2 separate regions of the Homo sapiens genome follow, and region 2 is linked to region 1. A link is an interaction called in ENCODE POLR2A ChIA-PET data of the cell type or tissue named here. Cell type or tissue: PC-3. All regions are shown on one strand.

Region 1 (8,000 bases):
GTGAGATCAGGGTTCCACTACCCACCGGCTCATGGTCTCCTAGACCACTGTCACTGCAGCTTTCCTGGGAGCCATCAGGGAGATGAAACGTAACACGGCGCTGCGACTACAAAGAAGACCACAGGACATGCTGATTAACACTCCTCTCAAATAAAACAGGCCTAGTGGAACACAAAATCAAAACACTTTCAACAAGTAACACAATGTAAAAGCAAAATAAACCAAACTAGGAACAAAGCTAAGAACAAGTATTAATTACTTGCCATTTACTATGTAATGGCCAACCAGCAAAATACCAAAAAGAATTTCAATCTTGTATAATTCACGACCTTAAAACTAAAGTTGGGGCTTTGAAAAGTGTAACAAGAAAGGCAAAACAAAACTAAACAAAACTTATACTGTCGACAAAATTACAGAAAAAAATTAAATAAGATGAAATATGCAAATATGCTTTTGATAAATCTAAATAAATACTTAGAAAATGCAATATTTCATTTCTTTTGAATGACCAGACATTGTGCTTACTTGATGTTTTTAGGGTAACATTTGTAGTCAACATATTTCCTACAGTACCACCTCCTTTTTGTTTGTTTGTTTGTTTGTTTGAGACAAAGTTTCGTTCTTGTTGCCCAGGTTGGAGTGCAATGGCGCGATCTTGGCTCACTGCAACTTCTGCCTTCCAGGTTCAAGCGATTCTCCTGTCTCAGCCTTCCAAGTAGCTGGGATTTCAGGCGCATGCCACCATGCCCGGCTGAATTTTTGTGTTTTTAGTAGAGATGGGGTTTCACCATGTTGGCCAGGCTGATCTTGAACTCCTGACCTCAGGTAATCCGCCCGCCTTGGCCTCCCAAAGTGCTGGGATTACAGGCATGATCCACCATGCCCAGCCCACCTGCTATTTTTAAAGGACACCGTACCCATGTAAGTGTCCCTAAAGCAATACTGGAATAATTAATTAAAGTTATTATTTGAAGAGTCTCAGGATCGACTGACTGAACTAGCTGTGCTAAAATTAGTATTTTAAATAATGAAGTTCTATGCAATTGCTATTGATATACATAAAAAGAAGACTATATTTTAAAAGAGATTAAATTAGAAATTATTCTTGACCATTGACCCAGCTATCACTCTAATCTTTGGCTACACTGGTAGTAGAATAGAATATCCTAGTTGAAAGGTATTTGGAATATCACTTTGGTATCTATGTGCACAATGTCACTCTCAGATGTGACCTAAAGTGTATACATGGTAACTTCAATACATTGTCATGTTTACCAAAAAAGTTTTCTCATAAAAAATAATACATTTTAATGTTTCCTCAGCACAGATTGGTTTAGTTCTCTTGGAAAATGCTCTTTTAGCTGCTATGATCTCTGAGAATATTTATAATTATGTGGGGTGGAGATTTAGGCCTTAGAGAATTGTATGAGAGTAGTACATTTGCGCTATTTGAATAAACCTAGTTTTCTTTCTGCCTAGCAGCCAAAAGACCTTTCGATACCATGCTACATATGACCACTTAAATTCAGAATTAATAAAATGATGAATGTATATATTAAAAAATATATAATATACAAGTATATAATGTACAATATAATCATTTTCTAGTACCTAAAATTTGTGCTTTTCAAGAGACAATTTATAGATTGTATCCATTTCAAAGAAAAAGGATTGCGGTTAGAAACAAAATAGTATAGATAGGTATACTGAAACTGTATGAATGCATACTTATAGACTGACAACAGAAGACAGCCTATATCCTGTGAGTCACTGGTTCAAATCCAATTCAGAGTCATAATGGAGTAGAGATGATATCACTTTACTGCTGTTCAATGATCTGTGTGAAATGAGTTGATAGTTCAGTACATTTTTAATGAACTGATGCCAACATCACAAAAACTATAATCATAAATGGTACTAATTGCCTCTATTGTAACACATTTCACCTTCATGCACATGTATCTCAAGAACATCATTCCCTTCTCAAAGGTTTTGAAACGTGCCTAGGTGAGTGCTATAGAAAAGGCAAGCTAAGCTTGAATATTAATATCTGAAATGTATTTCTTCCTGGCTAAGAAAGATCATGCTACCATGTTTATTTATTGTAGTGTTTACTCTCTTATATATATTTAACTCTTCAGGGAAAACCAATAATACAAATATTAGCCATTTATGTTTCAATATGCCCTCAATCTATCAATATCCTTTTGTGATAAAGACTGTACTAGGAACCACAGTGCTTATTATGGATGACTGTCAAACATAGCTTTTACAGTGACTGATCTACTGAAAACTCCTAGATTTTAATGTGTCTTTGGTATTATCTCTTGAGGAATACCTCTTAACTCTGGTGAGTAAAAAGAAGTCAAGTCTTAAGAGAAAAGCAATGAAACAAATGATTCTTGAATCTTCGTAAAGCATTTCTGGAAGTCCCTTAAGCCATTAAGAAGTATATATTTGAAAGACAGAAGTAAAAAAGAAAAAAATACATCTGTGAGATTTTTTAACATAGTTAACACTGTTTTAATGACGATATTTCTTCCTCATAATGAATGTTTAAATATGCACGACTAGTTATACCTTAATCCTGCAGTTCTTGCAGGTGGTCCTTGTAACAATTTTTTATTGAGCATCTACTATATACCTGGTACAATGATTACACTGAAAAGAAAAACTAAAACATTGTTTTCCAAAACTATTTCAAATATAGCTTATTAGAGTCTGTTTCACATACACTACACTATTTTTCTTTAGCACTTTATAAGTGAGAATAAGAAAAATGTAAATTTACTATAAATTATTTGCAATTAGACACTGTAAATTGGAGTGATATAATGTTTAAACTATGGAGGCTTATGAAAATCTTTCTGAATTAATTTGACTCAGATGTTTAAGTCTTAATTGGCAGATTTGTGCACAATCTATCAGTCTGATGGGAGGGAGAGTGGTGATGTGTATGGATTAAGAATCAGTACATGGATATTACGGTATGAAGCAAATTGATGAAACAAACCCATCTTTATCATCATAATGATTGATGCAAGTAAAAGAATGTCTGAACTATCAGGGCAGATGTAAGGAGATGAACTGAATAAATTGACATGCAGAAAAACAAAGACCAATAAGGTGTAGGAGACAAGGATTTCTGTTGTGTTTAAGGGCTCAGTAGTACTTGCTCAGGTTGAACTGCAGAGCACCAATTTAAAAAGAAGCCAGAACCAGACCTCATGGCTGTTGAATGAGTTCCTGGCCTTGAGAAATAGAAAATAATACCTTGCCTGTGGAAGTGTTGAAAGGCTAAAAATAGTGTTCCTGGTATGCAATACATGACACATAGTAGATAGTGTTCCTGCTATGCAATACTTGATACATTGGAGATAGTCAATAAAAAGTAGCTATAATTATTGAAATTTAAAACTACATTTTTAAAGCTTATGGTCTATCAATATTTGGCTGGTTTTAAAGATGTGATTCCCTTATCCCCCACCCCCTCCAAAAAAGTATTGTTCTTTCACAAGTGAAATATGTGATCCACAGAATTTGGCATGCCTCACCATGCAACCTATTGATCTTGTCAATTCAGGGCCTTCTCTGAGGTGACGCAGCTCTTAGTGTGGGGTGGGAAAGACTAAAAACCAGGAATACATGTTTTCTTCCTGGAGAAAGTGAAGAGTTGCCCATTATCCTTCCAGTACATATATAATGGTATATTCAGAGGAAAAAGTGTTTACTTACTGCCTCCAAAAATTTTGCATTTTGATTCATCTTTATGGAAATAAGCTCAGTCTGGGTTATAAATGTAGTCAAATCCTGACTGGCTGAAGAGGGACAACACATATTACAGTGAGACTCCTTCAGCCTCTCCAGAGCTGGGCAGTTACATTTTGTTTTCCTAAATCTATTTCTTACCCATTCCATTTTATCCTGTGGGAAATATTTTTATTATTATTGCCTCTGTCCAGTTAATTGTTTGCATGTCACATTTGTTTACCTGATTTATCATTGACAGGTTATATACAGATTTCTGGCTGGCTTGAGAAAGAATAGGATGAAAGAAGTAACTACTAAGGCTTCCACACTTTATTTTCTGTCAGGACTGCCACTATGAATTCTGATTAGGCAAAGTTTGTATCAGAAATTCTACTCTACACAATTAATAGTGCCATGTGTTCACACATGGGGGTGTAGAGACAGGGTCCTGAAAGTCAGAAGGTGACACACTGGTTGGGTTTGAGAAATATCACCAAGAACCTCTACAATACTTTTTTCTTGCAGCTTAGAAGAAAAGCAAAAGAAGGAACATTCGAGATGCCTAATGAAGATGTACATGTCCTGCACTGAGCATTGTTCTTCAAGACTCACTGAAAGAATGAGTCACCTAAGAAATCCCAATCATTGCTTGAATGGTTCTCTTATGTTTTTCTTACTGGTATACAATAGCATTCACAAGTGAATGACTCACATTCAAGCCTACTATTTCAGTCTTATGAATTTACAGACATTCCTATGTGCAAGGATTTGGTGGTAAATGTCATTGTTTTCTGCATAAAATAGTCTAAAGGTAAGAAAACAGTAAAATGTCTAATAGATGATTAGTAAGTTATATAATATCCTGTAAAGATCACACCATATAGTTGTGTTAAGTATTGACAATACTTACAGTTATGTCAATTAATATGTATTAGCATAGAAAATATGTATAATCTATTGTTAAAGTTAAAAATCAAGTTAGTAAATATTTTGCTAAATTGAATTGCATTTTTGTTAATGTGTATGTATGTGTGAATCTGCATAAGCTAATTTCCAACCACACATATACCAAGTGTTTAAAGTAGTATTGTTTGGTCATGTGATTATGATATTCAAAAATGTTATTATTTTGACCACACTAAAATTTCAACACATTATCTTTGTAATAATAAAACATATCCCAATTTTTAATTGTTTATCTTCATCACTTATAGAAAATTAGAGCTTAATCCAGAAGAACAGAAACATTTGATATATGGTATATGGGTTTTCCCTTGAGCTAAGGTATGCCAAACAATCTTCTGATCTCTTTTCTGTTATTCTAACTTCCATTCTTCACTTTCTTTACGTAGTTTTTTAATCATCACAATTAAAGATCCTTGCCTTCTCAAGTAACATGATAACAACATGAATCTAGCACTAAGCCAATTATTACCAACTAAATAAACCAATTATCTAATTAATGACAGACATTTAAAATAATTATTGTCCAATGGAATGTTATACATTGATATTATGAAAATAGAAACAAAAAGTTATTTGTAATTGTTTAAATATGATTTTATGTATAGAGAATTCTTTAAATATCTTCTCGTGGAAACATTGTACCTAATTTTGATTTAATTCCCTTGCCATGCTTGAGCAATAATATGTCATTTATTTATCTATCATTCTAACTATGTATCTATGTATCTATCTATTGCTAAATACATACACACACACACAAACACACATACCATCAAGAAAGTACTTATGATGAACTAAAATACAAAACCATGGTAAAATTTTATATTCAAACATGTTTTTGCTATATCTCTGCATAAATCCAATAAAGATTTGATTTTTCTTTATTTGAAATATTTTCATATATATCTCTTCTCAAAGTAGCAAAGGAAATCATTCCAAAGAGGGTTAAAAAATATAGAGACTGGAAACTGCATTTTAATACACATATTTCTTATAATATTCACTAGAAATATTTTGAACTTTCTTATTTTTATAAGAACACAATTTAATTGTAATTTATAAATAGCTGTCATAAAGATAGTCTATGGTAAGTTCCTCAATACGGTCTTACCATCTTAAATCAATGCATGCACACATTTCCTCTTAATAAAATCCAAAACTCATTGTGGTTTAGAAAGTAAAGTAAATGGGACCCAAAAAGCAATCTATGGTTATGGCCTAATTTGCTATTGCTCTGAATATTTGCAGACTCGACTTAAGGGTAACAAATATTAATACACACATGTACTTCATTCATGTTTGAAAGATGAGACTTAAACCTTAAGGTTTCTGAACTTATGATTTATGGAAATTACTAGTACCTATGTGTGTTCATTCTCAAGAATAATAAATAGTTTTGACAGATAAAATTATAAAGCACTTTTCTAGTGGTAATAAATAAAATACTTTATGAGTTGAGAATTTTTTATGAGTCATTTTATCATTTGTAACTCAAAAACTGAGTTAATTTTCTATGCTGTTTATTGGAAGTACTTATGTTAAAATGGCTCCACTAATGTAGAAATCACATCCTTTTTTGAGTGGGAAATTGTTTAGAAATTTAATTTTCTGGCCAGGCACAGTGGCTGACGCCTGTATTCCGAGCACTTTGGGAGGCCGAGGTGGGTGGATCACGAGGTCAGGATATCGAGACCATGCTGGCTAACACGGTGAAACCCTGTCTCTACTAAAAATACAAAAAAATTAGCCAGGTGTGGTGGCAGGCACCTGTAGTCCCAGCTACTTGGGAGGCTTAAGCAGGAGAATGGCGTGAACCTGGGAGACGGAGCTTGCAGTGAGCCGAGATCATGCCACTGAACCCTAGCCTGGGCGAGAGAGCAAGACTCCTTCTCAAAAAAAAAAAAAAGAAATTTAATTTTCTATTTTAGTATGTTACATTTTTTTAGACAAGGAAGTAAGGTAAAGTGACTTGTCTATATAGGTTTCAATGAGAGAACCAAACTAAAAACCACAATTTCTGATTTCCAATATAAAGGTATTAGCATTGCTCATTCATCTCTTCACTTAAATAATTATTGAGTACCATTATATTCTAGACACTACTCGAGCTGCTAATACTACAATGGTGAACAAGACAAATACTATATTCCACAACTTCCTAAATAAGATCATATTCTAAAAAGTAGAATTTCATTAAGCTCCTTGCCATCAGTCCTGAGGATTGTTTTGACCAGCAGCTGTGTCACCTTTTCATAATGTCATTCTCTTCTAATTCTTGCAAACTATGCAGACTTAGGCAAGGTCAGTGTGTGAATGGGAGACTTTCACTGTATTAATCAGTAGAAATCTAGGTAAGAAAAAAAAGGCGAAGGGACTGTATTCTGAGTTTATGCCAAAACAATCTGCAGATCTGTTGCCAGCCATAAATTAAAATTTACTGCCAATTTGTGAACATAAAAAATAAAAGGAATAGAAAAGTATCAAAGACTGCTAGAGTAATTCTGGACTCAAAAACAGAATAATTGTGAATTTTGCATGTCTTAATGAGCAATTTTTTTTCATCTAGAGAGTTACAAAAATATTAACAACCTCAAATAACGATTGATGAAATCAAAACTAGCAATTTTTTATGAGGAACATATACACATGACATGTTATGAGCTTACAGTAAATATTTATTTACTGAATGAAGATGAGTTAACTGGAATTAACGTATGAAATCTAAAGGGGACAGAGTAGAAACGAAATATTATTGTCCATCCTTCAGTGTGATTTCTCACGGGAAAAGTTACCTGTCTCCTCCATAATAACTTTTAAGAGCCCTGCCCTGTTTTAGAAGTTGCAAAGTGAAACATGATAACATTCCACTAGCTGTCAGCCTTTCCTCCTTTCCTCTTTGAATTTTTACATTTTAGAAGATTTGGAGACAAATGGGAAGGTTCAGTTTGTGTTTGAGAAAAATAAGCAACAACTTCACTGATCCTATTTGATGAATGTGAAGGTGTCAGCAATTTCAAAATAAATTTTTTGATTCCTAGTTTTATGCATGCTATATAAAGTAGAAATTGGGTGCAGATGATAACTGGCCATTTAAAGTCAAGCAGTATTTTCAGAGGAAATGGGGGAGTTTGTCTGCACTCTACTTACTGCTCTTTTAACCAGTTTGCTGTTTGCCGCTAAGCAACTGCTTTGTTTGAGGATAGAGCTGTCAGCTTTTGTTCTAACTTACTACTCAACTGCATGCTTAGTTGTGGAGACTTGTTTTTATGTGTGTGGAAAACTCA
Region 2 (8,000 bases), 97 kb before region 1:
ACAACTGAAAATGCAGCTAGCCCCAGCTACCATGTCACACTGATATAACAATATAACTTAGAAGGTAGCAGATATTCTCTAGGACTAAAAGTCAGGAAATTTTTTTGTAAAGAGTCAGAAGAATGTGAAAACTCTAGTTTTATAAAGATGGATTGTTTTGAGTTGTTTCTTTTTAAAGTTATTGTCTTAGTTCAGGCTGCTATAACAAAGTACTATAGACTAGGTGGCTTATAAACAACTGAAATTTATTTCTCACAGTTCTGAAGGCTGAAAGTCTGAGATCAAGGTGACAGTATCGTTGGGTTCTGGTGAGGGTTCTCTTTTAGTGTGCAGAATGCTGATTTATCTTTGTATCCCCATGTGGCAGAAAGAGGGCAAGACAGCTCTCAGGGGTCCCTTCTATAAGTGTATTTATCCCACTCCTGAGGGCCCCAATCTCAATATGTAATTAATTCTCTAAGGTCCTGATTCCACCACACTGGGGGCTAGAGTTTCAACATATAAATTTGGGGGGACACAAACATTCAGTTCACAGCAGATGGCTTAATTCAATTTTTATTGTATGCTTATTTTCCTTTCTCTTTCTTACACATATTTTTCTTTAAGTTATGACTGTAGTTGCACACATTCTTATAAGAACTATGCGAACTGGTGACTCAGAATAACTGTCTAATGAATGTAGTATACATCAAGGCCGACAACCTTTTCTAGTACCCCTAGGAATATTTGAAACATAATCTGTTGTTAGAGATTCTGAAATTCATAACAAATTCAAAAATAGCTCTTGTCAACTGTGACACAAGCTATAGTTATTAATACCTGGCAGGCATATTTTATTATAAAACAGTGGCTCACCTTTTTTCCTCAATTTATTGTATAAAAATACACCTGGCTCCCAAAGTACTAAATGGCTCTGTAATAAAGAAGCATTACTGAGTCCTTTGATCCAAATCTGCTTGATTGTTCATGTATAAGTGGCGTGAATAGAAATCAAGTCAGTGAACCACTAAAATTTTGACATTCTGATTAATAAAAATGATAATAATAATAAAGTAACAACAATTTTTAAATTATATTCTTCAGAACATGAAACACTAGAAAATGGAAAGTAAATGAAACAGTAAATTACATGTTAAATAAATGTTTTTAAACATTTTCTGAGTATTCCCATTTCTTTTGCAGCTATTTACCACTAGATTGGGAATTATACAGGAATAAAATGTTCTCTTTTAACCAATATGAAATTTTTTAAAAAAAGAAACAGAGTATCACTGCAACCTCTTTAAGTCCCAAATATCTTACTATAATTCCAAATATTCTTGTTGAAAGTTTCTTAGAATTACAAGCTAATAGGTTGGCTGCATTTACCAGCTGTAGTTACTTCTGCTCAGTCCCCCACTAAATACCAGGTGTGAGAAAAGCAATAGCAGGCATAATCCCAACTACAACAATTTATACCACTTTATATATAAAGTATCAATTTGTTTTGAATTGCCACTTTCCAGAATTTCATACTAAACTGGATTGATTATGAATGTAACACAAGAAAATTTCCCCTTTACCAGCTAGAAAGCAGATATTATGCTTATTATGCTTCCTAGAGGATCGTAGACTCAAGAGACTTGAATCTCAAAAATCCCTCTTCTTTTATGTTCATCTAATTAAAATATTACTCAGGAAAGGCTCTGGTTGACACTGCTTGGGTAACATGCTCTCCAATTTTTCAAGAACCATATGATATCATTGGCAGCCCCCACTATAACTACAAAATTGAAATAGGAGTTTGAGGGAGCACTTCTCCCCAAGAATATGATGCTAGTTACCAGAAGTAAGAAAGTTTCAAAGACTAAACCAGAAATATCCACTATAAAGTGTTTTTGAATGATTCTAGCTATATTTGTAATATCATTAAAATGAGGAAATCAGTTATCAAATGCTATCTTAAAGATCACACGTGTATCTGCTCCTCTGCTCCTCTTCCCCACCACTTACAGGTTATCTGTTAAGTTTAAAAAGCAATTTTTCCATTAATATCTCAATTGATTATTCATACCACCCCATATGGTTGTAGGACAAGTATTACTTCTATATTATAAATAATATGTTCTTTGGGTTTATAAGGCGAGTTATTTAAGGTCTTACACCTCAGGGAGTACAACAGCTGAAGCTCAAACATAGATCTTCTGATTCCTTGTCCAGTGCTCTTCCTTTTATACCATGCAGGTGTGAATGTAATAACAGCAACAACAAAAACAATCAAAACAACCAGGTATTGGCATAATCATTTGGTACTATTTTTTAAACATTAAAAGTAAACTTAATTTTTTGCACTTTTAGAAAATTTTTGTTGTGTTCTTATTTTATATCTTCTAAATGCTTCCTGTATATTTTAATATTCAATTATCACATATCTGTGAGGAAAACATGACTCAATGTGGCTTTTTCTTCTAGGCACAAATGAAGAAAGTCTTGATATTTTTGTATTTTCAAGACAATACAAATACAAATGACCAAGAATAACTTGGAGAAATTAGAAAAATGTTAACTGAATTCTACAAAAATTTTCAAATGAATAGATATAGCTTCTGAAAATTGGATGAATGGAATATTTTGAAAATGTATATGCTAAATGAATACAGTACTGATTTCAAGTTATGAAACCGTGCTTTTCTATCATCACAGAATAGGTACCCAAATAGTTATAAGTACAAGTTGAAATGAGTGGGCGTTTAAAAGCAGATAGACACCAGTTTTAACAATATGTAAACAGACAAGTTGAAGAATTAAAAAAAGTTGCAGAATTGCATTCAACTCATGAGTTTCCTATGACTCAGTCAACGAATTTTAGGAGCTAAAAGCTCTCAAAAAATTCTTTGAAATCCCTTGGGGGTACAACATGGAATTATTAAAATTATAAGTGTACATGAATTTGCTTATTTATCTCTCAACACTGCTGTTTTGACAAATAGACCTCAATTTTGGAAAGGATGAGGATAACTGAATGCATAGCTATCAAGCATGTGTTTATGGGAATGCCAGAAGCATGCTCAGGTATTTCTAATTATCTGCCTCGATGAGAACCACTAGTTGCATTGTACGCACTGATCATGAGCACCCCTGAGTCTTCAGGGCTCATTAGTCAGCCAATGATGCATTATGCTCAGTGAGTGCTGAACATTGGGTTACTCTTTCAAGATATAAGGTCTGGATTGAAGTGAACCTGAAATCTATATCGTCCATATTAACTATTTAATTAGCATATATTTCACATAATTGGTATACATATTTTGATATATATAATAAATAGGTGAAAGAAATAAGATCAGTTGATATATTATGTAGCATAACAGGCCTACAGAGAAGATAACATCCAAACAGAAAACCTCCACAAAATGAAGGAGTTTGATATGCAGATACTGGGCCAAGAGCATTCCAGGCAGAATTTGCTTTGCACATTTGAAGAATAAAAGAAATCCTGCAGTGCTGGAGCAGAGGGAAACGTGGGAGATATGTGGGGTAATGAGGTCAAGGAAAGAGCTTAGGTCTGAATTACACAGAGCTTTCTGGACTGTTAAGAAGGCTTTAGTGTTTACTCTGTAAAGATTAACACAGAAGTCATTCAAACAGTTATTTTAATTTAAATAAATATTTAATTCAGGACACATTTGATCACTGAGTAACTCAGTCACTAAATAGGAAGTGTTCTAGCTTTGGTAGTTTAGTGACCAAAGTGAGGTGAACATTTTTGTTAAATGTTCATCTTAAAAACTATCTAGTAAAATTTTCATTAAACTCCAAATGGACTCTCCAAGTAATTTATTGTGGATTGTTCCTGGGAAAAAATCAGTTTACTTTTCCTTTTATCTTTTTATGTTTTTAAGGCCACTGAAAAATCAAAAATTCATTACAGGAAAACAAAAAGGTAAAATATGTTTTTCTTTACCCTTCTCATTAGAGTTACTTTGGTAGCCTAGTTCAGTGACAAAGATACTCTCAAAAAGTCTTTCGTGCTAGTGGTGTTCAGACAATACAAATGTTTCACTTATATTTTCATTAATTACTGCTTTGCACTGTTGGTTTCTGCATATTATTCATGGAGACAGAAAGAAAGATGATGCGGTAACAATTAAAACATGCACATAGAAAGCAATTAAGACTGGGGAAACATCTACAAAAATAATATTTCACAGGAAGGCAATGATTTAATACTTTTCAATACCTTTTTATAGACAAATATTCAATAACCATTGTCCACAACTAGAAAGTTCGAGGAAATTATTTCACAAGAATGGTGCCTTTTACTGAATTACATTTCCCGATTCTTCAATATTCACATCTCCTGGTGTAATGCAATGTGATGGTCAAGATTCTCCAGAGAAACAGAACCAACAGGACATATATACATAGTGGAAGCTCACAAGTCCCAAATCTGCACAGCAAGCTGGCAGGCTGGGGACTCAGGGAAGGGCTGCAATTTGAGTCCAAAGGAAGTGTGTTGGCAGAATTCCCTCTTCCTTGTTGGGGGTCAATCTTTTTTTTTTTTAATTAAAATCTTCAACTGATTGAATAAGCCTCACTCAAATTATGGAGAGTGATCTGCATTACCTAAAATCTACTAATTGAAATGTCAATCTCATCTAAGTAAAGTTTAATCAAGTATCTGGGTACTTTGGCCTAGCCAATTGACACATAACTATCATACATAAGATGAAGACCATTACAGGTTTGGGATGGAATGCATTTTTCTCCAGGGAGTGTAAGAGTCTAGTCTTAGCAAAATATTTGACGGAAGATTATTCTTCAGTGAGAAGCGTAATATTAAATATAGTGTCTTCCCATTTTAGAACAATTAAAATAGAAACAAAACTTTAAAATAAATTATATATACACATGTCTACATTAATCTATGTTTTTAACACAGTATCTCATGATTCTAAAACCATTGCAGAAAATAGAAGCAAAAATGTACAACAAAATATATGTACATATATATTTATATATTGCAATATTTACCTGTCTAATATGCTCATAGAAGATTTTAGAATTAAAATTTTTCTCTCTCTTGATTCAAACTTCTCAGAAAAATAGTTTACATCCACTACCTTCACCTCTTTAACAATATTCACTCAACATCTTACTACAATCTACTGGAACTACCTTCATTGAAGTTACCATTTACATCTTGATATGGTTTGGCTGTGTCCCCACCCAAATCTCATTTTGAATTGTATTTCCCATAATCCTTATGTGTCATGGGAGGGACTCGGAAGAAAGTAATTGAATCATGGGTGTGGTTACCACCATGTTGCTGTTCTCATGATAGTGAGTTCTCATGAGATCTGATGGTTTTATAGGGCCTTTCCCCCTTTTGCTTTGGATTTCTTGCTGCTGCCATGTGAAAAAGGACATGTTTACTTCCCCTTCTGCTGCCATAATATTGGGAGGTGAATACAATCATAGAGCTCAGACATGGCTGGAAGAATCACTCAGCTGAGCTCAGCCCAAGTTACTGACCCACAGAATCTGAAGCTAAATAAATGGTTATTGCTTTAAGTCATGGAGTATTGGGTTTTTTTGTTTGTTTGTTTTGTTTTTACACAGTAATACATAACTGATAAACATACTTGCATTATTTTTGTAAACACAAAAAGCTTAACATTTACAATTTTTTTTGCCTTGCTGCCTCCCCAAAAATTATTTCTAAGAGATACCCAAAATAATATCCATATTTTATATTTTCCTATTTTTCTTTATTTTTTTATTTTCTTTTTTTCCTTTTTTTTTTTTTTTTTTGAGACAAGGTCTTGCTGTGTCACCCAGGCTGCAGTGTAGTAGTGGAATCAAGCTCACTGCAGCCTTGACTTTCTGGGCTCAAGCCATGCTCCTACCTTAGCCTCCTGAGTAGCTGAGATTACAGGCCTGAACCACTATGCCCAGCTATTTTTTAATTTTTACTTTTTTGCAGAGACAGGGTTTCACTATGTTGCCCAGGCTGGTCTTGAACTCCTGGGCTCAAGAAATCCTCCCACCTCAGGTGCCAAAGTGCTGGGATTACAAGTGTGAGCCATTGTTCCTGGCAAAGTTTAGAATATTAATGACTGATTCCTAAATAATCTTCTAAATAAAACTGAGCAATAATATATTGAATTTTGGGGAAAAAAGGCAGTTTATACACATTTACATATTCATGAAGGAACCGCTGAAAAGCAAATTGTAGGCTCATATAAATATATAACATTGTAGTGCTGCTTTTGTAAACAGTAATTTTAACAGGAAATTAAATTTTATCATAATCACAAATCAAACTTTCAGTTCTGTTCATGTAAGTTAAAGGTAACTTCTGCTGCATGAACACCATAAGCAGAAATTTTATTATTAAGCTTTTTTTACATAGCAACTAAATTTTAAAGGTTTCTTAAAAGCTCTCAAGGATAATTTTATATTAGATGCCACCCAAGACACAATTAAAATTTTATGCACACTTATGCTGACAGTTGTCAGAAAATGCCTTGAGAACTTTGCATACTTTTCTTTCTGTATAAGAACAATTAATACAGATTCCCAGAAGGGTACGTAGTGTACGCAAGTAACTGGTTGACCCCCTTTGGGCAGATTTTAACTGCATTATGCCTTAGATATACAATAAACCATTAGTGGTAATTAAAATTCATTTAGTATCAGTGATAAGCTAAGGTATCATTAAAGGTCTTGACTTTGTCCTTAATTATTTGGGTTATTGTTTTTATTTAATTAGATCAGTTTAATGAGTCTTTGGTTGCAGTGTGACTCTACATTGAGCAACACACCTTGAAGGGCCACATCTTTGACAGCCTTGGCTGCTCATTTGTAATCTAATGGAGTTAACTTATTGAACTTCACACACCAGATTAGGTTAGTGAATTCTCTTAGGAAAGCAGACTGGATTGGGTTACAAGTTTTGTCTAGATTTAGTAGAATTCAATTCAAGTCAACTAATGATGTACATTAAACAAACTCCTCTGAAGAATCCCTTCCTCCTTCTAACTATAAATTACACTTATCCATTTCACTACTTTAATAACTATAAAAGACTCTGAAGGGAAGTTGCAAAATGGGGCATTCCCTCTTTATACAGACAAAGTCCCAATATTCTCTCAGATGGCACAAAAGTCATTTAAGGTTTCTCTGTGGAAGTGTCATTGTTCTTTTCTAAAATAATGTAAGGTAGAGAAACCTCCAGGTGTTAAGAGTAATGAGAGTATATTCATTATTAGTGTTGTCATACAAAACTACCACACACAAGGTGGCTTAAAACAACATAAATTTATTCTTTCACATTTCTGAGGGCTAGAAGCACAATATCAAGGTGTCAGCATGAAGATATTCGCTCTGAAGGCACTAGGAAAAAAAATATTCCTTGCCTCTTTTAATTGTCGGTGGTTTCTGATGTTGCTTCGCTTCTGACAGCCTAATTTCAATCTGTGCCTCTGTTTTCATATGTCCATCTTCTCTGCGTGTTTCTGTGGCTTCACATAGTGTACTTCTCTCCGTTTCTCTCTCCACTCTTCCAAGGGTTTGGCATTGGATTTACGGACCACTCTAACCCAGTGTAACCTCATCTTAACCAATTACTTCTGCAAATATCCTGTTTCCAAATAACAGGGCCACATTCTGAGTTTCCAAATGGACATGAGTTTCGGGTGGAAACTGTCTGACCCACTACAGAGTAGATACTCAGTTATAGACAAATAACTGAAAGAATTCTGAAAATGTGCTCCTGCATCTACTTGAACCAGAGAATCAGAGAAGTTCCTTGGAGTTTTGTTTATCTGTAAATTGATTACTGTTTTCCTTATCTGTAATTGGTGAGTAGTTTTCCTCGTCTGTAAATTAATGAGGCTCTTTTAATTTTTAGTTCCTACAATGTTTGTTTGCATTTAAAAGGCTTGCGCATATAGATAAAATGAGTTAAGGAAAAGCCTTGGGAGATCTGTGTAAAACAGCAGATGAGAAGCCTTTAA

What was found. ChIA-PET counts read pairs that join two places held together with the same protein. Peaks named below come from ENCODE experiments on the same cell type or tissue, not always from the same donor. Only the 100,000 strongest peaks of a DNase experiment are listed, where the experiment ranks them.
Region 2: POLR2A ChIA-PET joins it to region 1 with 9 read pairs; 2 of 35 experiments call an interaction of 5 or more read pairs at or near these places.

Annotation. Positions count from the first base shown.
Region 1 is chr13:66,631,306-66,639,305 of GRCh38, forward strand. It overlaps PCDH9 (protocadherin 9), which reads right to left. Exons shown (of 5, transcript NM_203487.3): 4 at 1-106. All of the region lies in intron 2 of LOC105370247 (a long non-coding RNA gene), which reads left to right. Among named protein-coding and RNA genes, the nearest start is that of PCDH9-AS2, 190 kb to the right of the region's middle. In PC-3, no CTCF peak of the experiment used is centred here; a DNase peak (open chromatin) is centred at 4,406.
Region 2 is chr13:66,534,096-66,542,095 of GRCh38, forward strand. The region is part of intron 4 of PCDH9 (protocadherin 9); the gene reads right to left. Among named protein-coding and RNA genes, the nearest start is that of PCDH9-AS1, 230 kb to the left of the region's middle. In PC-3, no CTCF peak of the experiment used is centred here; no DNase peak of the experiment used is centred here.